Regions from separate parts of the Homo sapiens genome. Here region 2 is linked to region 1. Evidence: read pairs that join two places in POLR2A ChIA-PET (ENCODE). Cell type or tissue: A673. All regions are shown on one strand. Each heading gives the region's core, and the rest is flanking DNA. Links, peaks and the distances in the headings are about the cores only. Region 1 holds the start of CCDC63 (coiled-coil domain containing 63). Region 2 overlaps ANAPC7 (anaphase promoting complex subunit 7).

Region 1 (16,492 bases), core at 5,260-13,259:
GCTATTTCAGCAGAACTAAATATTATTTTATTTTATTTATTTTAATTAATTACAAATGTAAATAGCCACATTTGGCCAGTGACCTCCTGTCTTCTCAACCAGCCTGGGGACTCTTCTGCCCTGCTTAAGCCCCTCCTGGAAGGAGGCGGGCGGGGGAAGCTGGGGCGAGTGTCTTTGTTAAGGTGGAGAGAAAAAAGAGAGTACAATACTCTACAAGAGTTAGGTTTTCAGGGTGCCGTGGCTCATGCCTGTAATCCCAGCACTTTGGGAGGCCGAGGTAGGCAGATCACCTGAGGTCAGCAGTTCAAGACCAGCCTGGCCAACATGTCGAAACCCTTTCTCTACTAAAAATACAAAAATTAGCCAGGCATGGTGGTGGGCGCCTGTAGTCCTAGCTACTCAGGAGGCTGAGGCAGGAGAATCGCTTGAACCTGGAAGGCAGAGGTTGCAGTGAGCCAAATTTGCACCACTGCACTACAGCTCGAGCAACAAAGCAAGACTCCATCTCAAAAAAAAAAAAAAAAGAAAAAAAAAAGAGGTTTTCAGAGAGGGTTGGTAAAAGCAAAAGGAAGGTGTGTCTGTCTTGCAGGCAAGGCCAGGACTGGTGTAAAGGGAGTGAAGTACCCCAAAACCTTAAGTTACTCCCTGAATGTTGTAAGCCAGGGTTGGTGCTGGGGAAAAGTGCTTCCTTAAATACTGTATAGGTGTTTCACTCTAAAGAACCTAAACTTGGCCTGGTGCGGTGGCTCATGCCTGTAATCCCAGCACTTTGGGAGGCCGAGGCGGGTGGATCACCTGAGGTCAGGAGTTTGAGACTAGCCTGACCAACATGGTGAAACCCCATCTCTACTAAAAATACAAAATCAGCTGGGTATGGTGGCACATGCCTATAATCCCAGCTACTCGGGAGACTGAGGCAGGAGAATTGCATGAACCCAGGAGGCACAGGTTGCAGTGAGCCAAGATCGCACCATTGCACTCCAGCCTGGGCAACAAGAGCGAAACTCCATCTCAAAAAATAAATAAATAAAATAATAAGAACCTAAACTCTCCACTCTTCCACCCTCCTCCTCTTCAGTTCCATCAAAGTGAAACCAGATCAAATGGATTGACTTAGTAGAGCCAGAAGCCTGTGTGTGGGGTGCTGTTGGGGTGAAGAAGGGTTAAATTCAAGAAAAATTGTCAGAGACATATCAAAAGGAGGCATTTCCTGATGCCCACCAGAGGTAGGCTTGCGAATCAGGTCAGCCAGCCACAGATGTGCAGGTTGTGGCCTGCACAACCCTAGGAAGCACCACCAGCTTGAAAACACACCACTGTTTTGTAGATTTATTACACTTTTCTGGGAGACACTTTCTTGTTCTAACAAAATCTCTACATAATGACAATTTTTCCAACAGATGACAGTAAAGCGTCTTGAGAAAGTGTACCTTTTAAAAAAATTCACATGGAGGTCCCTTATGGGCTAGCCCTGGCCCTGAGTAAGTTGAATCCATGGAAAATCTAAAGAATCCCTTTTCAGGCCGGGCATGGTGGCTCACGCCTGTAATCCTAGAACTTTGGGAGGCCTAGGCGGGCGGATTGCTTGAGCTCAGGAGTTTGAAACCAGCCTGGGCAACTTGGTGAAACCCCATCGATACAAAAAATTAGCCAGGCGTGCTGGCACACGCCTGTGATCCCAGCTACTCAGAAGGCTGAGGTCGGAGAATCGCTTGAGTCTGAGAGGCAGAGGTTGCAGTGAGCCGAGATGGCACCACTGCACTCCAGCCTGGGTTACAGAGCCAGACCCTGTCTCAAAAATAAAAATAAAAATAAAAATTCCTTTTCCCCATCCTGTGAACTTCTCATCTAACAGTAAGATTTCCTTTCTAACAATGGACAGTTTCTGCCTTTATAAACAATATGGATGCAGCTAAGGAATTACATTCCCTTGGAGGGAATCTAAGAAAGTCTGCTTAATGTTTGTGTATTCAACCCCAGGGAACACCTTTCTGTTGCCTGAAGAAATGATACACACAGCTGGGCATGGTGGCTCACACCTGTAATCCCAGCACTTTAGGAGGCCGAGGTGGGTGGATCATCTGAGGACAGGAGTTTGAGACCAGCCTGGCCAACGTGGTGAAATCTTGCCTCTACTAAAAATACAAAAATTAGCCAGGCATGGTGGTGGGCGCCTGTAATCCCAGCTACTCAGGAAGCTGAGGCAGGAGAATCACCTGAACCCGGGAGGCGGAGGTTGCAGTGAGCTGGGATCACGCCATTGCCAACTCCAGGTTGGGCGACAACAGTGAAACTCCATCTCCAAAAAAAAAAAAAAAGAGAAAAGAAATGATACACTCCAAAAAAAAAAAAAAAAGAAAAGAAATGATTGTAATTTCTGATGCAATCCAATTTCAAATATTCTATCTTGCAGTTCTCATAAGACACACAATTAGGAAACGTTGTTAGGGTTTCCGCCTTCTCTGGGAACTCCTCCACTTCCCTGGTAGGACCAAGGGAGTGACAGCCCCAGACATTTTTGTGTCCCTTGCCCTCTCAAGCCACAGCTGATTGGACCAGGAGGAGACTGCTAACCCAAGCTGAGCCTATCAGAGTCTCCGTCTCCCAGGAATGTGAGGTTGGAATTGATTCAAGACCCTCTCTCTGTGCAGCTGGTAAACTTGAGAGCTGGAGCAGCCACTTCCCACCAGCTGAGGCTGAAATTCAGAGAGAGAGAGAACAGAAGTCATGTGCGGAGAAAAACAGAAACCAGAACTCTTTCCTCAATTAGGTCCTTCCCTGAGATCTGGGTGCCCTGCCCACCAGGGGTCCCCAAAACACCCTGCATTCTGACAAGAAATTCCCCCTCTTCACTGAAGCCATCTCAAGTGAGTTTCTCTTGAAACTAGGCTCTGCAGATAAAAGACCGTGGATCCTCCAATGGGGCTCAGAGGTGGCTCCCTGCCCCAGGGGTCACAGAACAGAAGACAAGCAACATGAAGCCCAACCCCAACTTTCCTCCAAGGTCACTCAGTGCGAAACTCCAACCATCACTTACTACTGACTCGCAATCTTCTGCTGGTTTCGGAACTTAAAAGACTTCCGGCTTTCCACCATCTTCCTGAACTGCTGCCTTAGCTTCCGGAGCTCTGCCTCCGCCTGCTGCTCTTTGGCCTTCTCCGAAGGTTCCTGGGGAGTGTCGGAGTCTTTTCTCCTGTTCTTCTTCAACTGGGGGAGATGGAGAGGAGTGGGAGGCCGTAGTGGGCCAGGTGGCTAGAGAAGCCCACAGATGGGCTTAAGAGTGAAGGGCAGTGGGGGTGGCTGGGCCATGGCTAGAAGTGGAAGACCTTCCCTTGGGTGATGTCAGCTGCTTGTCTATTACATGGAAAACCCACCCTGGCTTGCTAGGGTGGAGAGATGACTGACTTGTAATTGCATACTGTGGTGAGGGGAGGGTATTCTTTGGGGTTCTGGGTTCAAACTCTGACTGTGCCATCTAGTGGGAACTTGGGTGAGTCACTGGATGTCTCTGAGCCTCCAGCCTCCCACCTACAAAATGGGTGAGCACAGATCTGTTTGTCAGGATGAGACGAGCTAACGTGTAAAGTGGATGGCACAGTGCCTGACCCCATAGTAGGTGCTCTGTGGCTGGGAGCTGGCATCACCTACCACAGACATCTTGAAGGAACCGCACTTTGCCTCCACTCAGACACTGTACCCAGAGAGCTCAAAGCCAGTGAGCCTTCCTCTCTCTCTCTGTCTCTCTGCAATGCCCTGTTCATGGTGGCAAAAGGAAGAGAACTTGTAAGCCACCCCTGCTGGGGGTGCAGGTCAGAACGGCACCTCCTCCCTCCCCCTGCCATCCCTTCCTCCACCCACACCTTGGCACATGAGGAGGATACCCAGATGGCTGCCCGGGTGTGACAAAAGGCACTTATTTGTTTTAAAGCAATGTTTGCCTGGAACCTGGTTCTCTCACCATTTATTATTAGGAGCTGGGCAGATGGTTCTGGCGTGTCAGTTACCCTCCTGCTCCCTGTGTACCCAAAGAGGGGGCAAAATGGCATCAGGGGGCCGGGCATGGTGGCTTATGCCTGTAACCCAGCACTTTGGGAGGCCAAGGTCGGTAGATCACTTGAGGTCAGGAGTTCGATACCAGCCTGGTCAACATGGTGAAACTCTGTCTCTACAAAAAATACAAAAAAATTAGCCAGGTGTGGTGGCACACACCTGTAATCCCAGTTACTCAGGAGGCTGAGGCAGGAGAATTGCTTGAACCCTGGAGGCAAAGATTGCAGTGAGTGAGCCGAGATCGCGCCACTGCACTCCAGCCTGGGTGACAGAGTGAGACTCCATCTCACAAAAAAAAAGGCATCGGGGCAGTGTGTCCCCTGATGGGGTTAAATAGAAATGTGCCCAACTTCAATTGCAGCTGTCAGGGAATCCCCACCCTCCCATCTTAGAGCAGGAGTCAGTATTCTTATCATGTCACCACTTGAACTTCATCTAGCCCATAGTTATTCAGAGCAAGGGACAGCATTAATCCCACACATCACATCCTTTGAGGTTGTGAGACCCACTGCACAGCCAATTCCAGACTGCAGGAGCTGGGTTCCAAAAGCAGAAATTCCAGCTTTGCCACCATTGAGGGTCCTGCAATGCAATGGTTTAAAGCATTGGTTGTGCCAATCATCAGATCTCATTTCAAATTCCTCCAAAGCCACTTATTAACCTCGGGCAAGCCACTTCAGTTCTGTAGTCCTCATTTTCCTCACCTGGAAAATGGGAGAAATTCTAGAAGCCATGTCATTGAGTGTGTAAGACACTCAGCACTGTGCTTGGGACGTAGTAAGTGCTCAGTACACAGTGGCTAGGATGATATGGCAGGATATGGATTGTTTCAGAGGGCGAAGGTGCAGGGTGGTGAATGTTGATGAGGGTGAGAGGGGTGTTCCTCTATCTCCTGGTAACAATACCCTGAAGTTCCCATGGGAAGCCACACCTTCCTGCACTCCTGGGGGCTGACCATACCCCACCACCTTCAAGATTGGGGCATCCGACTCTGGATGGGAGAATCAGAGCACCAGATCCCAGTCAATCTGCATGATCTCAGCCCTCTAGCCTGGGATTTCTTCGGGGGTGGATGGGCACATGAAGCTAGCTAGTCCAACCAGAGTGAATGGTGGAATTTAAGCTGGAACACTCAAGAAGAGAGAGACTTTGTTTCCTGCTGCACTTGAACCTCGGTGGATAAGGTCAGGAGGGGCTGACAGCCATCTCGCCTCTGCAAGAGGCTGAGAACCAAGCTAAAATGGAGGAGAGAAGACAAAATGAAGACAGACTGAATCTTGAGGCTTGAGAACATCATCCAAGCAAGCACCAGCATTTAGCCAAGCCTGAACATACCTCTGGGTAATGTCCAATTACAGAAATCAGTATATTCCATTAAAGCAACCTGAGATGCATTTTCTATTGCTTGCAACCAAATGAGTTCTCATACCTGAAGTACTTACATCTATTTAGCACATAAACTGAGCCCCCACTGTATGCTACACACTGTGGAATTCAGTGGTAAGTCAGCCTGCAAAGTGCCATAAATCCTGCCTATGACAAAATAGTAAAAAAGGCTCCACAAAGAAGATGACTTTTAACTTGGGTTTTGAGGAATGAATAGGAGTTCACCAGGCAGAGAAGAAAAGTTGGAGGTTGGGGGCGTATTCTGGGCAGAGAGAACTGCTCGGGCAAAGGGTGAGAAGGAAGTGACTGAAAGGAGTGTTCAGAAAACGATTTGCGCTCAAGTATAGGCAGTATCTAGTGGAAAGTGGCTAGCAAAGAGATCTGTAAAAGACTGGACGCTGCTCTTTATTTTTATTTATTTATTTACTTATTTTTAGACAGAATTTCGCTCTTGTTGCCTAGGCTGGAGTGCAACGGCACAATCTCGGCTCACTGCAACCTCTGCCTCCCGGGTTCAAGCGATTCTCCTGCCTCAGCCTCCCAAGTAGCTGGGATTACAGGCATGCACCACCATGCCCGGCTAATTTTGTATTTTTAGTAGAGACGGGGTTTCACCATTTTGGTCAGGCTGGTCTCGAATTTATGACCTCAGGTGATCCGCCCACCTCGGCCTCCCAAAGTGCTGGGATTACAGGCGTGAACCACCACGTCCAGCCTGGATGCTTCTTAAAAGCAAGGATGAGATAGATCAGCCTGGAAGAGATCAGTTCATTGCCTCCCCAACAGTCGCTTCCCTCCATGTGGCATTGTTGTGTGAGTTAGCTGCCCAACCAGGGCTTCGCCTCCCTGCTCCTCTCAGATCCAGGCAGGGCTCTCTGATGAATTCTCACCAATGGGATGTGAGCAGAGGGGAAGTCTGTCACTTCCAGATCATGACTTTTAAGAAGTGGATGTGACCTTTCCATCCTTTCTTGCCTCATCTGACATTTACAGGAGGCAGAGCCACAAGACAGGTCCCCAGATCTACTTGTAGAAGAAGTCATCTGCCAACCATGAACATCCTCATTGGGCTGTTACACAAATGCGAAATTAACTTCTGTTGTGTTAAGCCAGTGAAATGTGGGGATGTATTTGTTATAGCAGCTAGCATGCCTCAGAGAATACCCTAACTTCTTTCTGCCTAACACAAATCTGATTTTGTACCCCTTCAATGTGCCCAGTCCCAGAGGATGACTCATGATTGTTTCCTGCTAATCATGGTAACCCCACTTCCCTTTGTCAATGATTGGTCTAATGATAGACATGTGACCCAGATATGGCCAATGAGACATAAGGAGAAGTATATTCCATTCCTTTGGGACAAAAAGTGAGAACTTGGGCCGGGCGCAGTGGCTCATGCCTGTAATCCCAGCACTTTGAGAGGCCAAGGCAGGCAGATCACTTGGGGTCAGGAGACTGAGACCAGCCTGGCCAACATTGTGAAACCCCGTCTCTACTAAAAATACAAAAATTAGCTGGGCATGGTGGTGGGCACCTGTAATCCCAGCTACTCAAGAGGCTGAGGCAGGAGAATCACTCGAGCCTGGGAGATGGAGGTTGCAGTGAGCTGAGATCGCACCACTGCACTCTAGCCTGGGCAACAGAGTAAGACTCCATCTCAAAAAAAAAAAAAAAAAAGGAAATAAGAGCTTGTTCGTGTTCCTCTCTCCTTCTGCTTTTAGAAATTATTGTGAAGGCATGCATGATGGTTCAGTGGCAACCCTCCCATGACCATGAAGAGAAATATCACCGTCACACCTAAAGACAGCAAAGAGGAAAGACAGGAAAAAATTTAGGTTCTAACTGACACTGTTGGCTACTGCCCCATCCCTGGAACTGCCTACCTCTAGACATCATGTTAGGTGAAATAGCAAGAGTCACTGTTGTTTAAGGCAGTCACCAAATATTTTGTTCATTGAAGCCTAAAGCATTCCTAACTGACATGGTCCATACCTTGAAAATGGTTCTCAGGTTAATGGGTGATAGGAAAATAGTGGCTGGTAATGTAGGAACCTCTGGATTTTCCCTGATGTTTTTGAGGGTTTGGGGGCCAACTGAATTGTCTGATGTTGGGAAATTCCCACAGGCAGGGAAGTGGTATAAGACAATGGTTCTGTATCTTGATCATTTCTGGAAGGGTCCTCCAGGTAGGAGTAGAAGCTGTAGGAGGATTTACCTGACTAACAAGGTTTGGGCACAGGATGCTCTCTCTGGGACCTCTTTCAGCCCTGGAATTTGGGGCAGCTCCAATTTCATATTGTCCAGGAGCTGTTCTATGTTCCAGGGCCCTTTGGGTCCTAAGTGGATTTGTAATGCACCATCTTAATAACATGAACTGGGTATATCTGACCTTCACTGACAGTGTGATTTGACCTCTCTGAGCTTCAGTTTCCTCATCTGTAGAATGGGGATACCCACACCCATATCTCAGCGCAAAATAATGTCTGTAAAGTGGTTAGCATAGTGCCTAGCTCATGACAGACGCTGGGCGAACGTAGCCTGTTTGTGAAGTGGGATTTTCAAGTACCAGTCTGTCTGGCCCATGAGATCATTGGCTGGGTTATGCACCATTCTCCAGGAACCAAAAGCTCCATCACCTCCTGCCTTTTTGCTGATCCATATGCGCATACATAGTCACTCTCCCCTAGGGTGCTGGCTTCTCTTCAGGTTCCAGATGTTAACCCAGGCCTTTCCCTTTCGATCAGTGCCCTCTGGGATGGGCTCCTACATTCCCTGGGGAACAGATCCACCCCCTCACCCCCATCCTCATAGCTTGGCCTGCAGAGCATCTCCTGGATGTCCTGACCCCTGGCTTACCACCCTCTCATTCAAGGGTCTGAAACTCATAGTCCATGGGGCCAATTCAACCTACCTCCAGTTCTGTTCCACAGTGTTTCAAAACATAAATGTGGGTCATGCACTCACTCTCCTGGCCACAGGCCCCACTCCTCCCTATTGGCTAAGCTCCCCTCCCCACAATTCTCACATTTTCTGTAACTGCCTAGAGCCAGTAGGAATTTGAATTTGCAGTTCCTGTTAGGAATCTAAAAGCTGCCCACTTCTGGGGAACAGCGTGTGCGAGGAAAAGTGCAGAGAAGCCCAGCAGCCCAGGTCAGGGGACGTCAGGCAAGGGCCTCCTGCCCCTTGGGCCTCAGTCTATTCACCACAGCATCCATAGTCCTGGGCGCATGGGCAGCTCTTGGCAAATACAGTTTGAATGAATGAAGTTTCCTCCAGGCAGAGATCATCTTCATTTATCTAATATCTAATTAGGCCTGCACCTCATCTGCTTCTGAATTTTAACAACCTGCCTTTAAAAGACAAGCCTGCCCCCGAAGGATTCCCTAGGGACCTTGGGACAGGCAGCTATGTGGATCATATTGAGCCAGGGCTGCACAACCTGGAATTAAACATGTGCTTAGGGCACTAGCCAAACAGGAGCACAGAAACACATACACAGTTTTTTGTTGTTGTTGTTGTTTTTCTTGTTTTTTGTTTGTTTGTTTTGTTTTTTGTTTTTTAAGGATTATTATGGGAGGAAAATAAAAATTTGTTGAACTTTTTTTTTTTCCTTTTTTGAGAGCGTCTCTCTCTCTCTCTGTCACCCAGGCTAGCGTGCAGTGGTTCAATCTCGGCTCACTGCAGCCTCAACCTTCCCGGGCTTAAGCGATCCTCCCCCTTCAGCCTCCCAAGAAGCTGGGACTACAGGTGGCACCACCACGCCCGGCTAAGTTTTTAAATATTTTGTAAAGACGAATTTGCCCGAGCTGGTCTCGAACCCCTGGGCTCAAGCGATCCTCTTGCCTCAGCCTCCCAAAGTGCTAGAATTACAGGCATGAGCCACCTCGCGCGGCTCTGGAGTTATTTTACACACTACAATTTATTTATGCATGATTGCGGGAGACCCTGATACTTTCAACGCTTAGGGCAGCGAGATATGAATGGACTGGGGACCGCGACCGCTCTTTCCTTTTCCCTGGCAGGGGGAGCTGTGGCGCAGCAGGCGCGGCCGGGCGGGCGGCGAAACTTACCAGTGGCGGGGCCCGGACTGCTTGTCCGTGGCTGCTCCGGCCGCTTGTCCGACGGCTGCTGCAACTGCGCTTCCGACGGTGCCGGGAGGACTGCTTGCTGCGCGGCCTCGCTGCGCCACACCCCCAGCCCCACGCCCGGGCGTTCTGGGACCCCTGGAACGGGCGCCTTTGTGACTCGCACAAACATGGACGTTCTCCCCTGCAAGTCCGCTGGGAGGGCACAGGGCCCTCGGGAGGAGAGGACAAGAGCAGCTGGTTGGAGGGAAGCTTTTGGTTGGGGGAGAGGGGCGACACACTCTCCAGCGACCCCTTACCAGACTACCCGGACCCTCATGACGCTAAGTGACTTCTTGAGTCAATCAACAGTCTTAGCCCCTCCCTCGGCCAACGCCATGCAATCGCTGGTCCACCTCGCCCCACTCACACCCCATTCACCGTCTTCTTAGCCTACACCTACACTCATGCTCACAGCAGCCCTGCTAGGTACAGACTTCACACGCAGCTAACTCAAAGGAGCCCAGTTTTTTCTACTCTGAAAAATAAAATAAAGTAAAAATAAATTAAAAAAAAATGTTGGGGCGGGGGGGGAAAGAGATATTTCATGAGAAAAATAACTTCATCAGTGCAGGAGAATTTTCTTCAGAACATCCACCTGACCCCCACCCACTGTGAGCATAACACGGGAACCCAAGTGTGATCCAGGCAAGTGAGCTTTTCACTGCCCTAACGGAGTTTAGTGGTTTAAAGATACACATTTTTCATACAATCGGCCCTGAAACACAAGTCAACTACTTTCTCTGGGGCTAAGCTCTAGAAACAATCACAGAATTAATGGAAAATTATTGGGGGTACCTGTTTTCTACAGTAATTTTGATTCCATGTGATTTCCACTTTAACTCCTAGCCCCCTGAGTGGATTGTAGTAGCTCAGCCCTGCTAAGGTCTCCACTTCATCCGTAAATTCTTGGGACAGGATGTGTGTTTTAGAACTTACCATATTTTGGAGGCCAGGTGCGCTGGCTCATGCCTATAATCCTAGCACTTTGGGAGGCTGAGGCAGGTAGATCATTTAAGGTCAGGAGCTCAAGACCAGCCTGGCCAACATGGTGAAACCCTGTGTATTTCTTTTTTTTTTTTTTTTTTTTTTGTATTTCTACTAAAAATATAACAAATTTAGCCCGGCATGGTGGCACACACCCGGTGGGTGCCTGTAGTCTCTGCTACTCGGGAGGCTAGGGCAGGAGAATTGCTTGAACCCAGGAGGCAAAGGTTGCCGTGAGCCAAGATCACACTCACTCCAGCCTGGGTGACAGAGTGAGACTCCGTTTCAAAAAAAAAAAAAAGAACTTACCATGTTTTTGGTTTCAGAAAGATAATATGGTACGCAAGGGAGTATGTTGCCCCTAATGTTGCTGGCAGCCACGTTGTAACCATGAGGGAAGTCAGTGGGACAGTATATTACATACAGGGTTCGGGCCACACAGTCCAGATCAAACGAATTACTGTTTCTGCAAGGAAACATCAATATTCATGTCAAGTAAGATAAGGATAGATTATGAACAGCTACATGTCAGGCCTTGCCTCCAAATGATTCATATGAAGTGTTTTGGATACACTTGACCATCCTCATTTTACAGATGGGGAAACAGACTTAGAGAAACCGAGTTTTGCAGTCAGTGGAGCAGCCAGGATTTGAACCCAAGGCTCCCTGTCTCTGGAGCCCCACGCTTTTCCACACCCTGACTGAAACCACAGCCCCAAATCTGAGCAGCCCTGCAAGCTGATATCTCCCATCTCTGATATTTAAAGGGCTGCTCCAGCACTCAGCTCCATGCAGAGCCCAATGACTCACACATTTCAAGTGTCAACGACTGAAAAATGATTAAGTTCAATTAGGTTCAGGACTTGTTAAAAATAGACCTTCCTCCGACGAATTTACTCTCTTTGTCTTTATGGGCGCAGCTCTCAGCAGCCGCCATGCAGAGACGTATCAGGCTTTTTTAATTAGAACATGTCAGAATCGATTCTGCTAAAGGGACCTTCTGCTTTATCAGCGGGACTTGGAGCAGGGTGAGATGCCAGCTTGCCAAAGCGATGAGCCAGCGGTGGGAAATGTTGGCGACAGCAGAGCCTCCAGAACACAGGAGGAAATTAGAGCCAAGCCGCAGAGGGACCAGGCAGAGGCATTTGGACGCAGACCAGAAAACTGACAGTCCAAGTGACTCTTTGGTTACAAAAATCAGAAACCCACTCGAACTATCTCAAAATGAATTTTTTTCTTTGGCCTCCTCATCTGTTTCCCTTTCCTTCTTCCCAGCCAATCCCAATTTGTTCAGGTAACAGTCCTTCCCCATTGAGCCTATGTAACCAGGAGCAGTTGAGTTTTACACACACCTCCAAGGTAGATCTCCATTAGTGTTAGCAAATCACAGCCATCCCATCACCTCCTTGCCAATGACTGGGAATCTAAGTTTAAGCCAATTAGTGCATAGCATTCTCCCAGAAACTTCTACTGGTCCAGGAATAGGCGTGCAACTGACAGTGGCCTATCAGACAGAAAGGAAGAACTTGGGGTAGAGGGAGATGCTTTTCTACCCTTATGGATGCAAACAAGAAAGCATGTTGCCCCTCATGTTGCTGACAGCCCTCTGGCAACTATGAGGGAAGCCAGTGTGAGATCAAGGCTAACACACGATGGAGGGAGGAGCCTAGGGAGAATTACAGAACAATGTGGCTGGCACCCTGATCATACCTTGCCTGAAACCCACATTATGAACAATAGGAACTCTGCATTTCCTATTATGTGAATGAATACGTTTCTTGTTTTTTAAGCCAGTGTGGATTGCAGTTTCTGTTTCTTTCATCTAAAGCATGCTGCATCGTATGAATGTTAGGGCTATCTCACAAAGGTTGGAGGCAGATCCCATGAGGAACAAGAACCCAGAACTAGTAAGCTGTCAGAAACCAAGGCAGCTCCTCCCTCTAGCCCTCTCTGGAACCACCTGGTCTCTCAACTTGGCCTCTTTTTTTAAGGACTATTTTCTCTGCTGTCCCCTCTTCCTCCCATCTTGCTTCTTATAAGTTCCCATTTTAGAACTCAGTTTAAAAAAAAAAAATCAATGTCCTCATCTCAACTTCCTCATCTCTTCCCAAGAGATGCTCCAATGTCCTCCTCTCTTCCCAAGAGAATACGATTGTCCTAGTCTAGATTTGATGTCCTGGCCCAATGATGTGGGTCCAGGGGGCCATGGTCAGGTGGTCCCCAACAGGGAATGTGAAAATAATTCTCGCCAGGCGCAGTGGCTCATGCCTGTAATCCCAGCATTTTGGGAGGTCAAGGTGGGTTGATTGCTTGAGCCCAGGAGTTCGAAACCAGCCTGGGCAACATGGCAAGACTCTGTCTCTGCAAAAAATACAAAAATTAGCTGGGAATGGTGGCATGCACCTGTAGTCCTAACTACTCAGGAGGCTGAGACAGGAGGAACACCTGAGCCTGGGAGTTCGAGGCTGCAATGAGCTATGATCATGCCGCTGCACTCCAACCTGGGTGACAGAGCAATACCCTGTCTCAGAAAAATAAAAAATAAAAAAAATTTTAGAAAAGGGGGCACAGGCAGGGAGGGCGCAGTAGTGTAATGGAGAGAACTGCTCTGCTTTGCACCCTGAGAAAAGCAAACAGACCTCTCTGAGCCTCAATTTCTTGTGACTGCCAGGACCAAATTGAGAACTTTAAAGTCTGCAAAGGTTGTGAAACATTTCACCCCACCTATGACATTCAATAAAAACAGTACTGATCCACAAGCTAAGTGTCAAGTAGTCTGGATTCCAACTTCTGCTGTCATGTGTATTGAATAACATAACAAATCATTTTGGGGAAAAAAAAGTATGGGTGCCTCAACTTCACTGGTGCCATTAGTCCCACTTCATTTGTTTTCTTGGTAACAAATAAACTGTTGTTGTTCCTCAGCGAAGGAGGCCACTCCAGCCCCTTCCATCTTCCCCTGCCCTGCTGAGTGGCCTAATCTCCACGCCTGTGGTATTTGAGGTCCCCCAATCCTCCTTCCTTCTGTGGCGGATTGGACAAGAAGAGAACACCTCACGCAAGTTAAACCAATCAGAGCTCCTTTCCCAGGAAGTGGAATCTGGACACAAAATTCCCTGGGAAACAAAGGACTGATGAATAGGTTCATGAGGTGTTGGGTGCTGGAGCCAACAGACTGTGTGAAGTCAGGCCAGGGTAGCCTTCTTTTGCCAAGTCTACATTGCCGTGGCCGCACAGGCAGACCGTGCACAAAGCCCTTCCTCAGGTTTTCCTTGCTAGCAAAGTCCTGATTTTTATTCTAGACTTGGGTGGAGGACCCTGGATCTCACAGGTCTCAAGATCTCATCGAGCCCACCTGAGATCTCAGGGTGGCCAGTGAGAGGGGAAGTCCGCTGGGAGAACTTGGGGCAGGTGCTGGCCGAATGCCTCCAGTCCTCAGAGTCCGTGGTGTAAGCTGAAGCGCATGGGCCCACAGGTGGAGGGAGGTGAGTTCTGTTCCCGCTGCAGAGCCACCAAGCCCACCAGATCATCTATGGACTGCCTAATGGCCTTCAATGCATTCCACGTCCACTTAAGCCAGCTGGAGAGGATTCTGTTGTTTGCAACCAAGAACTATCAGATACAGACTTCCCCTTCCAGAACCAGGTGCTTCAGGGGCTGCAGGTTACGGTGCAGACATGGCCAAGTCCAAGAACCACACTGCGGACAACCAGTCCCAAAAACAGCACAGAAATGGCCTCAAAAAATTCTGATCACAGGCCGGGTATGGTGACTCATACCTGTAATCCCAGCACTTTGGGAGGCCAAGGTGGAAAGATCACTAAAGGTCAGGACTTTGAGACCAGCCTGGCCAACATGGTGAGAGCCTGTCTCTACTAAAAATACAAAAAAATTAGCCGGGCATGATGGCATGCACCTGTAGTCCCAGCTACTCAGGAGGCTGAGGCAGGAGAATCGCTTGAACCTGGGTGGCAGAGGTTACAGTGAGCTGACATTGCACCATTGCACTCCAGCCTGAGTGACCGAGGGAGGCTCTGTCTCAAACAAACAAACAAAAAACAAATTCTGATCGCAAAGATATGAATCTCTTTAGGGGGTGGACCCTAAGTTCCTGAGGAACATGCGCTTTGCCAAGAAGCACAACAAAAAGAGCCTGAAGAAGATGCAGGCCAACAATGCCAAGGCCATGGGTGCACGTGCCGAGGCTATCAAGGCCCTGGCAAAGCCCGAGGAGGCTAAGCCCAAGATCCCAAAGGGCATCAGCCACAAGCTTGATCGACCTGCCTGCATCACCCACTCCAAGCTTGGGAAGCTCCATCAACCTGCCTGCATCACCCCACTGGAGTGCAGTGGTGAGATCTCAGCTCACTGCAACCTCTGCCTCCCAGGTTCAAGTGATTCTCCTGCCTTGTGCTGGCACTGCCAAGCGTCTCAGGCTCTGTCGGCCAAAGGCCAAGGCCAAGGATCAAACCAAGGCTTGGGGTCCAGCTTCACTTCCAGCTCAGGCCAGGATGGAAGGACTGGTGTAACCCCTGGGCTGTCAACCCCACGGGACTATTGTCCTCCTGTGCTCTTTGTACAAATAAACTGAGGCAGGAAAGAAAAAAGAACTATCAGATACAGAGACCGTGGCCATTGTTGACATCCAAAGTTTCCAATTCCTTCCTAGTGGGATCCAGAATTGCACCCCTCTTGGCCTCCCTTCCAATTGTCAGAGGCATTTGAATCAAAGCAACTCCATCTTGAGTAGGGGCTGGGTAAAATAAGGCTACGACCTACTGGGCTGCATTCCTAAACGGTTAAGGCATTCTAAGTCACAGGATGAGATAGGAGGACAGCACAAGATACAGATCATAAAGACCTTGCTGATAAAACAGTTTGCAGAAAAGCAGCTGGCTAAAATCCACCAAATACAAGATGGCGACGAGTGTTCTCTGGTCGTCCTCATTGCTGCTCTCCCACCAGCGTCATGACAGTTTATAAATGCCATGGCAATGTCAGGAAGTTACCCTATATGATCTAAAAAGGGGAGACATGAATAATCCACCCCTTGTTTAGCATATCATCAAGAAATAACCATAAAAATGGGCAATCAGCAGACCTCGGGACAGCTCTGTCTATGGAGTAGCCATTCTTTTATCCCTTTACTTTCTTAATAAACTTGCTGTCACTTTACTCTATGGACTCACTCTGAATTCATTCTTGCAGGAGATCCAAGAACCCTCTCTTGGGGTCTGGATCCGGATCCCTTTCCTGTAACACAGTGAGGCACAATGGCGCAGTGGACAGAATGCTGGAGTCCTGGATCTGCCACTGGTTTGCTGTGTGCCCCTAGAAAAGCAAATAGACTTCTCTGAGCCTTGATTTATTGAGACTGCCAGGACCAAATGGAGAACTTTAAAGTCTGCAAAGATTGTGAAATATTTTACCCCACCCATGGCATTCAAAATAAAAACAGGGCTGAGCACGGTGGCTCACACCTGTAATCCCAGCACTTTGGGAGTCTAAGGCAGGCAGATCACCTGAGGTCAGGAGTTCAAGACCAGCCTGGCCAACATGGTGAAACCCCATCTCTCCTAAAAATACAAATATGAGCTGGGTATGGTGGTGCGTGCCTGTAGTCCTAGCTTCTTGGGAGGCTGAGGCAGGAGAATCACTTGAACCCGGGCAGTGGAAGTTGCAGTGAGCTGAGATCATACCACTGCACTCCAGCCTAGGTAACAGAGAGAGATTCCATCTCAAAAAACAAACAAACAAAATAAGTAAAAACAGTACTAATCCATAAGATAAGTGCCACTCATTATCTCAGTGACAGACTTCTGACACAGGTGTAGATTCTTCAGAAAACATTTTGGCCTCACACAGCAAGAGTTATAAAAATGTTTATATTCTTCAACCCAGGAAACCTAAATGTGGAGATTCATCCTAAGAAAATAAGTCAAACT
Region 2 (13,746 bases), core at 4,958-12,957, 460 kb after region 1:
GCCACCGCGCCTGGCCTTTCTTTAGTATTTGAAGAGCTTTCAGGTTTTTTCAAACTTCTTTTTGTGCATTGGTTTTTTTTTGTTGTTGTTGAGACGGAGTCTGGCTCTGTCGCCCAGGCTGGAGTGCAGTGGCATGATCTCGGCTCACTACAGGCCTCCTGGGTTCATGCCAGTCTCCTGCTTCAGCCTCCCAAGTAGCTGGGACTACAGGCGCCTGCCACCACGCCTGGCTAATTTTTTGTATTTTTTAGTAGAGATGGGGTTTCACCGCGTTAGCCAGGATGGTCTCGATCTCCTGACCTCGAGATCCGCCCCCCTCAGCCTCCCAAAGTGCTGGGATTACAGGCGTAAGCCACCGCACCCAGCCTGTGCAGCCTGTTTTTAAAAAGGATTCAAAGTGGTGAGGTTTCTCTGTACTTCATCTTAATATGAGAATATGGATAGATATATCTCAGACTGTTAAAAGGGCCTGGTGGCCAGGCATGATGGCTCACGCCTGTAATCCCAGCACTTTGGGAGGCCGACGCAGGTAGATCACTTGAGGTCGGGAGTTTGAGACCAGCCTGGCTAACATGGCGAAACCCCATGTCTACTAAAAAAAAAAACAAAAATTAGCTGGGTGTGGTGCCATGTGCCTGTAATCTCAGCTACTCGGGAGGCTGAGGAAGGAGAATCACTTGAACCCGGGAGGTGGAGGTTGCAGTGAGCCGAGATCGTGCCACTGCACTCCAGCCTGGGTGACAGAGTGAGAATCTATTTCAAAAAAAAAAAAGAAGCTGGGGGAGCTTGGATTGAAAGGGAGGAAAAGATGTATTACATTTTCTCTTGTTTTCTAGTGAGTTATTCTCCCCACCTCAGAAGTACCAGCTTTTGGTGTATCATGCAGATTCTCTCTTTCATGATAAGGAATATCGGAATGCTGTGAGTAAGTATACCATGGCTTTACAGCAGAAGAAAGCGCTAAGTAAAACTTCAAAAGTGAGACCTTCAACTGGAAATTCTGCATCTACTCCACAAAGTCAGGTAATTGGAGATAGAATTGTGATTTTTTTTTTTTTTTTTTGAGAAAGACTCCAAGAATTTAGAACAGGGTCCCCAGGCCCCAGTGCCTGGTCTGTTAGGAACCAGGCTGCACAGCAGGAGGTGGGTGGAGGGCTAGTGAATATTACTGCCTGAGCTCCGCCTCCTGTCAGATCAGCTGCGGCATTAGATTCTTATAGGAACACAAACCCTATTGTGAACTACACATGCTAGGATCTAGGTTGTGTGTTCCTTATTATAATCTGACTAATGCCTGAAGATCTGAGGTGGAACAGTTTCATCCTGAAACCACCCCCTCACCCCCCATCTGTGGAAAAATTGTCTTTCATGAAACTGGTCCCCTGGTGCCAAAAAGGTTGGGGACCGCTGATTTAGATGATAGCTGATTAGATGTAGAAGATGAGGCCAGAAGCTGGGCGCAGTGGCTCACGCCTGTAATCCCAGCACTTTGGGAGGCCTAGGCGGGCGGATCACGAGGTCAGGAGATTGAAACCATCCTGGCTAACACGGTGAAACGCCGTCTCTACTAAAAATACAAAAAATTAGCCAGGCATGGTGGTGGATGCCTGTAGTCCCAGCTACTTGGGAGGCTGAGGCAGGAGACACCAGCCTGGGTGACAGAACGAGACTCTGTCTCAAAAAAAAAAAAAGAAGATGAGGCCAGGCACAGTGGCTCACACCTGTAATCCAAGCACTTCCAGAGGCGGAGGTAGGAGGACTTGAGGTCAGGAGTTTGAGACTAGCCTTGGCAACATAGTGAGACCCCTGTCTTTACAAAACGGCATGGTGGCACATACCTGTAGTACTCAGAAGGCCAAGGTGGGAGGATCGCTTGAGACTAGGAGTCTAAGACTGCAGTAAATCATGTTTGCACCACTGCATTGCAGCCTGGGCAACAGAGCGAGACCCTGTCTCAAAAAAAAAAAAAAGAATTGCTGGGTCATATGATAACTCTATGTTTAACGTTTTGAAGAACTGTCATATTGTTGGAATAACGTTTCAAAGAAATATTTCCATTGTCTTTTAGTGTCTTCCATCTGAAATTGAAGTGAAATACAAAATGGCTGAATGTTATACAATGCTAAAACAAGATAAAGATGCCATTGCTATACTTGATGGGATCCCTTCAAGACAAAGAACTCCCAAAGTAAGTTGAATGTTTATGTGTTTTTCTCCTCAGCTCTCCTAACCCTGCTCCCTCTCTCCATGTTTTCTCATGCATTAAGGAGTCCGTGTGAACATTTTACCCATGATTCTAATTCTCATTTTCTTCCTCTTCATGGAGTGGGGGTGGGGGACCCTGAAAATCCAGCTGATGAAAATGATAGCTGGAGAATACTACACATGCTTATTCTTTGTTTTTTCTTTTTTATTTTTTATGTTTAACTTAATTTAATATTTTTTGAGACAGAGTCTCACTGTCACCCAGGCTACAGTACAGTGTTGTGATCCTGGCTCACTGCAGCTTCAACCTCCCAGGCTTAAGCAATCCTCCCACCTCAGCCTCCCAAATAGCTGGGATTACAGTTGCATGCTGCCACACCCAGCTAATTTTTTTTTTTTTTTTTTTTTTTTTTTGAGGTGGAATTTCACTCTTGTTGCCCAGGCTGGAGTGCAATAGCATGGGGGCTCACTGCAAAGTTGCCCAGGCTGGAGTGCAATAGCATGGGGGCTCACTGCAACCTCCATCTCCCAAGTACAAGTGATTCTCCTGCCTCAGCCTCCCGAGTAGCTGGGATTATAGGCGCCTGCCACCACGCCAGGCTAATTTTTTTGTATTTTTAGTAGAGATGGGGTTTTGCCATGTTGGCCAGGCTGGTCTTGAACTCCTGACCTCAGGTGATCCGCCCACCTCGGCCTCCCAAAGTGTTGGGATTACAGGCGGGAGCCACCGCACCTGGCCAATTTTTTTTATTTTTGGTAGAGATAAGGTTCCACTGTGTTGCCCAGGTTGGTCTCAAACTCCTGGGCTCAAACTGTCCTCCCACTTTGGCCTCCCAAAGTGCTGGGATTACAGGTGTGAGATGCCACTCCAAGCCTATTTTTTATTTTTGTTTTGTTTTTTTTGTTTTGAGACAGAGTCTTGCTCTGTTGCCCAGGCTGGAGTGCAGTGGTGCGATCTCGGCTCATTGCAACCACCACCTCCCGGGTTCAAGTGATTCTCCTGCCTCAGCCTCCTGGGTAGCTGGGATTACAGGCACCCGCCACCACGCCCAGCTAATTTTTTTTTTGTATTTTTAGTAGAGATGGTGTTTCACCATGTTGGCCAGGCTGGTCTCGAACTCCTGACTTTGTGATTCGCCTGCCACGGCCTCCCAAAGTGCTAGGATTACAGGCGTGAGCCACCATGTCCGGCTATTTTTTTTTTTTTTTTTTTTTTGAGAGGGAGTTTCGCTCTTGGTGCCCAGGCTGGAGTGCAATGGTGCAATCTCAGCTCACTGCAACCTCTGCCTCCCGGGTTCAAGCAGTTCTCCTGCCTCAGTCTCCCAAATAGCTGGGATTACAGGCATGCGCCACCATGCCCAACTAATTTTGTAATTTTAGTAGAGACTGGGTTTCTCCATGTTGGTCAGGCTGGTCTTGAACTCCCGACTTCAGGTGATCCACCCACCTCGGCCTCACAGAGTGCTGGGGTTACAGGTGGGAGCCACCATGCCCGGCCAATTTTTTTTTTCTTTTTTTTAAATAGAGATGGTCTCCACCATTTGCCCAGGTTGGTCCCAAACTTCTGGGCTCAAGTTGTCCTCCCCCCTTAGCCTCCCAAATTGCTGGGATTACAGGCAGGAGCCACTGCACCTGGCCTCCTTGTGTTTGTTTTTGTTTTTAAGTGAAAGTGAGTTTATTAATAAAATAAAGGAATAAAGAATGGCTACTCCATAGGCAGAGAAGACTTTGATATTTCTTATTATAGGAAATAATGATTTATTTGCAAAACACTTCCAGGTGGCAAAAATACTTTTTTAGAACTTCATTTTTTGCCTTCCATAGGTGTACACATTTGGTAATGGGGGTGGTTTTATTCCTTTGTTTTGAAAATTAATACTGTAAGATTCTTTTATCCTTATTTATGTGTAGAATATGTCTTTGTGTTTGATTTGGCAGCATATTATAGTGAAGAAAACACCTTTAACTAAAATCAAAAGATCTGGTGTCGGCTGGGCATGGTGGCTCATGCCTGTAATCCCAGCACTTTGGGAGGCCGAGGTGGGTGAATCATCTGAGGTTGGGAGTTCGAGACCAGCTTGACCAACATGGAGAAACCCCGTCTCTACTAAAAATATAAAATTAGCCGGGTGTGGTGGCGCATGCCTGTAATCTCAGCTACTCTGGAGGCTGAGGCAGGAGAATCGCTTGAACCCAGGAGGCAGAGGTTGCGGTGAGCCGACGTGGTGCCATTGCACTCCAGCCTGGGCAACAAGAGTGAAACTCCATCTCAAAAAAAACAAAAAAACAAACAAAAAAAGATCTGGTGTCTAGTTTGAGTTTAGGTGCATACAAGCTGTGTGCAGTGTGAACTTGGGCAAGTTACCAATTTGTGAGCTTTACTACTTTTTTATTTATAAAATGAGAAGAATAGTATTTTTTCTGTTACTTTTATAAATACCAAATAAATTCATGAATGTGAGAATATATCAGTATTTAATATTCTAATAATACTGTCATGTCTCCTGCCTTGCTCATTTTATTGAAAAACTGTTTTGTGCAACTTGTGCTTAACAATAAGGAATTTTATAGGTAAAATGACAGGTGCATCCTCCTGCCTTTAAAAGATACGAAATCTAAGCAGTAGGGGCCTGGTGTATTTTAGTTAGTGCTGCTTCATCCAAGTCTTGCTGAACTTTAAAAGTAACCAAACTTGATGAGAACATGTTTAAGCACCTCCTCATATTAAGGTATTATTTACTATTTTCTGAGTTTTTGAAGCTATTTCTTCAGTATGATGGTGGCTGCTATTAAAAACACTTGAAAGTTTATTATGAATTAACCTCTCTCATCATAAGCCTGGATGCTGTATACTAAATCCTGTTCTGGTAACCTATGAAAGTCTTCTCTTACTCCAAGAATAATCTTGTTGCACAGATGAAGAATGTCTGCTGCAATGCTCAAGGTATCTTCCTTTTGTAAGAAGCCTTTTTTTTTTTTTTTTTTTTTTTTGTGAGGTGGAGTCTTGCTGTGTTGCCAGGCTGGAGTGCAGTGGCACAATCTTGGCTCACTGCAACCTCCACCTCCCGGGTTCAAGCGATTCCCCTACCTCAGCCTCCCGAGTAGCTGGGACTACAGGCGTGTGCCACCACGCCCAGCTACTTTTTTGCATTTTAGTGGAGACGGGGTTTCACCATGTTGGCCAGGATGGTCTCGATCTGACCTTAGGTGATCCGCCTGCCTTGGCCTCCCAAAGTGCTGGGATTACAGGCATGAGCCACCACGCCCGGCCAAGAAGCCATTTTAATTATAAACTTTGAAGGATACTATTCCTTACTTTATTAGAAATATACCATAATCTCCTTCATAATGACCTGTGGATATTTGTAGGACTTTTTTTTGAAAATAGTAATGTTAAAGCATCTCAGCTTTATAGCATCCACTGCTTGATTTTCATTGCCATCATTCTTAGAGCACCTGTATGAGTCTGCATTTGTCAGCAGTACATATCCTTCATTCTGTAGTGCTCTTACAGCTAGGAGCAAAGATGTGTGCCTCAAACATAAACCTATAACATTTACAGTTTTTCTTTCTTGTCTGTTAGGGAGTTAACTGGCTTCTCAGTCTATGTAAAGGACAAGGAAGTGAGTCAAAATGTGTCTAAATGAATGTCTGTTAATATATGGTAAACATCGCCACATATTCCCTCACATTTTAAAGGAAAATTCCAGTGTTAGATTATTAAATCTTGGTAAATCTTCACCTTTTAAGAGTAAACATACCAACATAGAATTTCTTACTCAGTTTTTAGAAAATGATGACTGCTTGTGTTTATAACTGGTGGAATGTGGCTTTATGATGTTTTTAAGTGAGTATCTATTTTTAAAATAGTTGACTTTTTTTGTTTGTTTGTTTGAGATGGAGTCTCTCTCTGTTGCCCAGGCTGGAGTGCAATGGCATGATCTCAGCTCACTGCAACCTCCACCTCCTGGGTTCAAGCGATTCTCCTGTCTCAGCCTCCTGAGTAGCTGGTACTACAGGCGCGTACCGCTGCACCTGCCTAATTTTTTGTATTCTAGTAGAGACGGGGTTTCACCATGTTGGCCAGGCTGGTCTCGATCTCCTGACCTCGTGATCCACCCACCTCGGCCTCCCAAAGTGCTAGGATTAGAGGTGTGAACCACTGCGCCCGGCCAATAATTGACTTTTTCATTAGGTATTACTCAAAACTCATTCTTTTAAAGTGACAGTCAAGTAGCTTAAAGGAAATTTTGATATTTGTTGAGAAAGATAGTCCATCAGTCATAGTTTGTTAATATAACCAGCAGTCAAGAAAGGATCTTAAATTTAACTTTTTATTCTTTACAAGTATTGACATCAATCCTGGAGTTTTCCTTTTAAGTATTTTTCTTTGCATTTTCAAAATAGTAGCCTAATATGGAAAATCTGAGGCCAAGTAAAAAATAGTTTTATTTTTAGTATTTCATTATTCCATTGTTTGAATTAGTGTGAATCAATGCTATATTAGATTGTTTTATATAATGTAGGTCTATAATTGGAACAGATGTTCTTTATCTTTAGAGCCACTCTTTCTATAAATATCTGGCATACCAAGCCACAGTTAAATCGAAGAGATTGGGGGTTGACCTTTTTTCTTTTGTGCCCTCACATTGACTGCTTCCTTAGGTTAATGATCTAGCAAATACTGTTGTGTTTAAAATCTACTAATTTTGCCAGACACGGTGGCTCACGCCTGTAATCCCAGCACTTTGGGAGGCCGAGGTGGTTGGATCACCTGAGGTCAGGAGTTCAAGACCAGCCTGGCCAACATGGTGAAACACCATCTCTACTTAAAATACAAAAAAAAAATTAGCTGGGCGTGGTGGCGGGTGCCTGTAATCCCAGCTACTCAGGAGGCTGAGGCAGGAGAATCACTTGAACCCAGGAGGCAGAGGTTGCAGTGAGCTGAGATCGTGCCATCGCACTCTAGCCTGGGTGACAAGCGTGAAACTCCGTCTCAAAAAAAAAAATCTAATTTTAAATTGGAATATTGTGTTTATCTGTGTACTATTAGGAAGGTCTTTTATCACTTGCCTATAACTTCTACATTCTTAGGAACTTTTAGATTTTCTGGCTTTTTTTTTGTTTTTGTGGGTTTTTTTTGTTGTTTTTTGAGACGGAGTCTCGCTCTGTCTCCCAGTCTGGAGTGCAGTGGCACGATCTCGGCTCACTGCAAGCTCTGCCTTCCGGGTTCACGTCATTCTCCTTCCTCAGCCTCCTGAGTAGCTGGGACTACAGGCGCCCGCCACCACGCCCAGCTAATTTTTTGTATTTTTTAGTAGAGACGGGGTTTCACTGTGTTAGCCGGGATGGTCTCAATCTCCTGACCTCGTAATCCACCCACCTCGGCCTCCCAAAGTGCTGGGATTACAGGCATGAGCCACTGCGCCCGGCCAGAACTTTTAGATTTTCTCATTTCCCAGTTGCATGTTAGGTAGGATTATTTTAATTTAGCTTTACAAAGTTACATATTTAAATTACGCTAAAATGCAGCTGTCTGCACTCACTGGATTTAAATAGTGTAGCTGATTTTTGTAGCATTACTTTAGTGAGTTAGTACCTACGGGCCAAAGCCTTAAGTGTTAGAAAGGCTAGAGTCTAGCCACAAGTCGAATTGTCAAAGAAAAGCCAAGTATTATACTTCTTTATCTGTCTTTCTGTATCATTTCCTTATTAGGAAAAACTGAGCTGATCCTTCTTAACTAGCTATGTCAAGAGTTTCTCACTTTCTTATGTGAGATAGTTCATCTTCTGTTTTAAGATCAAGAAAGAATCAAGTTAACTAGCGTTCTCTACCATTTCTTAAATGAATGTTATTCCAGTTTCCAGAGGGCAGCGTCTTTTGTTCAGATATTACTGGGCCTTGTGGGAAGGTAATGTGACTTTCCTCTTAGGGAAGGCAGGAGCTAGGGAAAGGAAGGGTAGTAATTTCTTTTCTTTTCTTTTTTTTTTTTTTTTTTTTTAAGATGGAGTCTCACTCTGTAGCCCAGGCTGGAGTGCAGTGGCGTGATGTCGGTTCACTGCAAGCTCCGCCTCCCGGTTTCACACCATTCTCCTGCCTCAGCCTCCCGAGTAGCTGGGACTACAGGCTCCCGCCACCACGCCCAGCTAATTTTTTTGTATTTTTTAGTAGAGACGGGGTTTCACTGTGTTAGCCGGGATGGTCTCAATCTCCTGACCTCGTGATCCACCCACCTCGGCCTCCCAAAGTGCTGGGATTACAGGCGTGAGCCACTGCACCTGGCCAATTTCTTCTTTCTTTTGAAGAATGGGGTCAGTCTGCCTTTATTTGCACAGGGTTGTGGGTAGATTTTCCAGTAAAAAGTAAATAACTGGTAATGAAAATTAGGACTTTTTCATGGTGAGAGATTTTCTTTGCAATATACGCTTATTTTGCTATCTGTTATTTGTGTTTGTACAGATAAACATGATGCTGGCAAACCTGTACAAGAAGGCTGGTCAGGAGCGCCCTTCAGTCACCAGCTATAAGGAGGTGCTGAGGCAGTGCCCATTAGCCCTTGATGCCATTCTAGGTAGAGATATTTCCTGCCTGTTTTCATGGCATGTTTACTGTCAAAGATAGTAGTTCTCAATCTTGCCTGTACATTAGAATAACTTTATTTTTTTTAAAAGTTCCCCTGAAGAGAGTGATTTAGTAGGATTCCTGTTGTCACATATTCAATCAAGAAATACTTAATTATGGTTTTTGGCCGGGCATGGTGGCTTACACCTGTAATTCTAGCACCTTGGGAGGCTGAGGTGGGTGGATTGCCTGAGCTCAGCAGGTCGAGACCAGCCTGGGCAACATGGCACAACCCCGTCTCTACTAAAAATACAAAAATTAGCCAGGCATGGTGGCGCGTGCCTGTAGTCCCAGCTTCTCGGAAGGCTGGGGCATGAGTATCGCTTGAACCCAGGAGGCAGAGGTTGCAGTGAGCTGAGATTGTGCCACTGCATTCCAGCCCAGGGGGACAGAACAAGACACTGTCTCAAAAAGAAAAGAAATACTAAATTATGGTTTTTCTCTCATGCATCGCTCAGAATAGGGAAGCAGTTGCCTTTTAGCCAAGGGAAGATGTAGCCCGTTGCTCCTTGCATGTGGAAGAGAGATATCGTGCCTTACTTTCTTTCTTCTGCTTTCTGTTGGTTTAGGCTTGTTGTCCCTTTCTGTAAAAGGGGCAGAGGTGGCATCCATGACAATGAATGTGATCCAAACCGTGCCTAACTTGGACTGGCTCTCTGTGTGGATCAAAGCGTATGCTTTTGTGCACACTGGTGACAACTCAAGAGCAATCAGTACCATCTGGTGAGAGCCACAAAGTTAATTCAGTGTTCTTGAGGCCCTTTGCTTGTCTGGAAGTCTGATGTATCTGAAGTAGCAAAAAGAAAAATGAGATGCTTTGCTGTTGGTGCTGCAGCCAGTCTCTGGGATGTGTTAGTCTTTTATACTGAATGGTCCCAAATGTAATCATGTAATCATCTCTGTTGGAGACCTGTAAAAATAGAAATCTGACTGAGTTTAGCTCTGTGCCTGCACAGGTAGTAACCCTTGCAAAGCAAAGCAGGCTACCTTGGTGTGTCATTTTTTTTTTTTTTTTTGAGACAAGGTCGGTCTCTCTCTCTCTCTCTCTCTCTCTCTCTCTCTCTCTCTCTCTCTCTCTGTCTCTCTCTCTCTCTGTCTCTCTCTCTCTGTCTCTCTCTCTCTCTGCCTCTCTCTCTCTCTCTGTCTCTCTGTCTCTCTCTCTCTCTCTCTCTCTGTCTCTCTCTCTCTCTCTCTCTCTCTCTCTCTGTCTCTCTGTCTCTCTGTCTCTCTCTCTCTCTCTCTCTCTCCCAGGCTAGAGTGCAGTGGCGCAGTCACAGCTCAGTGTAGCCTTGACCTGTCAATCTCCCGGGCTCAAACCATCCTCCTGCTCAGCCTCCTGAGTATCTGGGACTACAGGCGCATGCCACCACACCCAGCTAATTTTTGTATGTTTTTGTAGAGATGGGATTTCACCATGTTGCCCAAGCTGGTCTTGAATTCCTGGGCTCAAGTGATTCTCCCACGTGGGCCTCCCAAAGTGCTGGGATTATAGACGTGAGCCACCATGCCTGGCCTTGGTGTATCATTCTTCAGCCTGGAAGAAAATCATTTTGCACTCACCAGAAGCTTGGTTTATTGCAGTGTCTAACCTAGCTTGCCTGCTTAGGACTAGGGATTTTCTTTATATTCAGATAAAGTTCAAGGACAAGAAGAGACTTGGGCTTGTGTTATGCAAAGTCGTTTACTTGAGTAATAAATAGGTGTCACTTGTGAATGACATTACCTTTAACACCATGTAGCGTATGTTGTGTTCTGAAGAACTGCAACCACAGAGTTATTTGTTGGTACTGAGAGACTTCTGCTTTATTCTTTGTTTTTGCTATCCTGTCCTATATAACTTTTTTTAAAGTCATAAGCTTAAAGTTTTTTATTACGAAGAATTTTATATTTATGCAAAAGAAAATAGTATCTGTATGACCAATCATCCAGATTCAGCAACTAAGAGGATTTATAATAGATTTAAAGGTTCAATGTTTAATAAATATCTTAAAGTTCACTAGAGAAAAAATCCTTATTGCGAGATAACGTGGACCTATTGGGAAGCTTGGCAGATCTGTACTTCAGAGCTGGAGACAATAAAAACTCTGTCCTCAAGTTTGAACAGGCACAGATGTTGGATCCTTATCTGATAAAAGGTAAGTAATTCTTGGGGCAGGAAGACAGTGGCTGTTGTTGGGGGGGATCAGAGATAATAGGGAGAATATGCAGCATTAATACTCGATACCAAGTTTCATAGAAATGGTGTATAAAACTTATACTAGTCTTTTACTTTTTTTAGGTCATGACACATGTCTCTAACGCTTAGGTAATACCATTTGAGCAGCTGTTTTTGCTTGAATTCAAGTGTCTTCTCCCCACAGATCATTATTTGGCTTTTTTTCTTTTGAGGGGGTCATAGCTCCTCCTTATGACTTATAAATTTATGGTGTGCCTGACTGAGAATTTGGATGGCATCCCTAAAACCATAATATCCTTTTAGGGAATTTTGTTTTGCCATGTCCTTAGTATAATTAAAAAGGAATAAGAAAGGGATAAGGTGATTAAAGGCAGTAATTAGGCGTGAACAACAGAAAAATCACTGATCTTGAAAAAGATTGCAGGTGAAGGGTAATCTTCACAGGGACCTCCAACAGATGGCAGTTAGGACACTGGCAGTGAGTTCTCAGGAATAGTGGGAAATAAGGTCAGATAGATATGCTGTCTATTTGTAAAGGTCCAAAAAAGGCCATCAGAAAAACAGGGCCTTGTGACAATAAACAGTCTTATGAGCTCTTAAGCCAGGGGAATGATGGAGCTGGGAAGGGGCCATCCCAAGCGTTTAGATGAGGAAGCAGATCTAGAAGGATGGATTTGTTTGCACAAGATCTCCCCTCACCTCAAGTGCTTATTCCTCTTCTCCAAGCTGCCTGCACCCATGATGAAAATGATGTTTTAGAAATACTAGTCTGGCAACAGCTGGCAGCTTGGAATGGCAATGGCAGCTTGGAATCTCAGACCCAGGCCCAGGGGCTAGCAGGAGCATTGCAGTAATCTTGGCTTGAGAGGAATTTTCATGGGAATCTGAAGGGATAGCAAGGGATGGAAGAGAATGGTGGCAAGAGATGGGTAACAGTGAGCATAGGTCCCTTTTTATAGAATGTGGGTGAGAATAAAGCGGGGGCTGCGGAGAGGCAGTGATTTTTTATTTGTTTGTTTGAGACGGAGTTTCACTCTTGTCGCCCAGGCAGGAGTGCAGTGGCACAATCTCTGCTCACTGCAACCTCCGCCTCCTGGTTAAAGTGACTCTCCCACCTCAGCCTCCCGAGTAGCTGGGATTATAGGCGCCCGCCACCACACCCAACTAATTTTTGTATTTTTTTAGAAGAGACGGGGGTTTCACCATGTTAGCCAGGCTGGTCTGCAACTCCTGACCTTAGGTAATCCACCCGCCTCAGTCTCCCTAAGTGTTGGGATTACAGGCCTGAGCCACTGCACCCAGCCCGAGGCAGTGATCTTTAATGAACTGCATTCTGGATAGAACTACAAGCTTTTTTCTGGAATAGGCCAACTTTTTCTGAGACTGATTGGCTTTTCAGCAGTGTATTTCTGATGGTCTAGAACTCTGGGAAGAGAGACCTTAGTTGATGCCTTTTTTGGGCCTTTTCTGGTTGGGTTAGGGTAGCTGTGTATCACACCACAGGATAGAAGGACAAGCACTTCCTGAAAATAGCAGGCTTTCAAATTGTGAGGTAGGTTGTTCTGCTCCTTTGGTTTTTTGTTTTTTTTGTTTTTTTTTGTTTTTTTTTTGTGAGACAGAGTCTCACAGGCTGGAGTGCAGTGGTGCAATCTCGGCTCACTGCAACCTCCACCTCCTGGTTTAAGCAATTTTCTGCCTCAGCCTCTTGAGTAGCTGGGATTACAGGTGTGTGCCACCACGCCTGGCTAGTTTTTGTATTTTTAGTAGAGATGGGGTTTCACTATCTTGGCCAGGCTGGTCTTGAATTTCCACCTCGGCCTCCCAAAGTGCTGGGATTATAGGCATGAGTCACCGTGCCCGGCCTCCTTTGGTTTTGGTTTTGGTTTTGTTGTTAGAGACAGGGTCTCACTCTGTCACTCAGGCGGGAGTGGCACAAACATAGCTCACTGCAGCCTTGACCTCCTGGGCTCAAGCAATCCTCCTGCCTTAGCCCCCTGAGTAGCTGGGACCACAGGCATGTGCCACTGTGCTTGGCTAATTTTTTTTTCTTTCTATTTTATTTTACTTTATTTTATTTTATGTTTTAGACATAGTCTTACTCTGTTGCCCAGGCTGGAGTGCAGTGGTGCAATCTCGGCTCACTGCAACATCCGCCCTCTGAGTTCAAGCAATTCTCCTGCCTCAGCCTCCCGAGTAGCTGGTATTACAGGCGCCTGCCACTGTGCCTGGCTAATTTTTTGTATTTTTAGTAGAGACGGGGTTTCACCATCTTGGCCAGGCTGGTCTTGAACTCCTGACCTCGTGATCCACCTGCCTCAGCCTCCCAAAGTGCTGGGATTACAGGCATGAGCCACCGCGCCTGGCCCTTCTTTTTTCTTTTTTTTTTCTTTTTTTTTTTTTTTTTTTTTTTGAGACGGAGTCTCGCTCTGTAGCCAAGGCTAGAGTGCAGTGGCACGATCTTGGCTCACTGCAACCTCCGCCTCCCTGATTCAAGCGATTCTCCTGCCTCAGCCTCCTGAGTAGCTGGGATTACAGGCACACGCCACCATGCCCAGCTAATTTTTGTATTTTTAGTAGAGATGGGGTTTCACCTGTTAGCCTAGTCTCGAACTCCTGACCTCGTGATCTGCCCTCCTTGGCCTCCCAAAGTGCTGGGTTTACAGGCATGAACCACTGCACCTGGCCACTTGGCTGATATTTTAAAATTTCTTTAGAGACAGGGTCTCACCATATTGCCCAGGCT

The links. Peaks named below come from ENCODE experiments on the same cell type or tissue, not always from the same donor. Only the 100,000 strongest peaks of a DNase experiment are listed, where the experiment ranks them.
Region 2: POLR2A ChIA-PET joins it to region 1 with 13 read pairs; 2 of 35 experiments call an interaction of 5 or more read pairs at or near these places.

Annotation. Positions count from the first base shown.
Region 1 is chr12:110,840,120-110,856,611 of GRCh38, reverse strand. It overlaps CCDC63 (coiled-coil domain containing 63), which reads right to left and starts at 9,625. Exons shown (of 12, transcript NM_152591.3): 1 at 9,507-9,625; 2 at 3,649-3,753; 3 at 3,038-3,207. The coding sequence starts at 3,657. It also overlaps the pseudogene RPL29P25. RefSeq lists an enhancer at 2,464-3,663. In A673, for the core only: a CTCF peak has its summit at 9,450; DNase peaks (open chromatin) are centred at 9,461, 11,351 and 11,611; H3K27ac peaks cover 434 bases.
Region 2 is chr12:110,383,543-110,397,288 of GRCh38, reverse strand. It overlaps ANAPC7 (anaphase promoting complex subunit 7), which reads left to right. Exons shown (of 11, transcript NM_016238.3): 2 at 837-1,023; 3 at 2,069-2,188; 4 at 8,666-8,777; 5 at 9,397-9,550; 6 at 10,820-10,962. Among named protein-coding and RNA genes, the nearest start is that of ANAPC7, 13 kb to the left of the region's middle. RefSeq lists an enhancer at 12,489-12,548. In A673, for the core only: no CTCF peak of the experiment used is centred there; a DNase peak (open chromatin) is centred at 12,858; H3K27ac peaks cover 1,233 bases.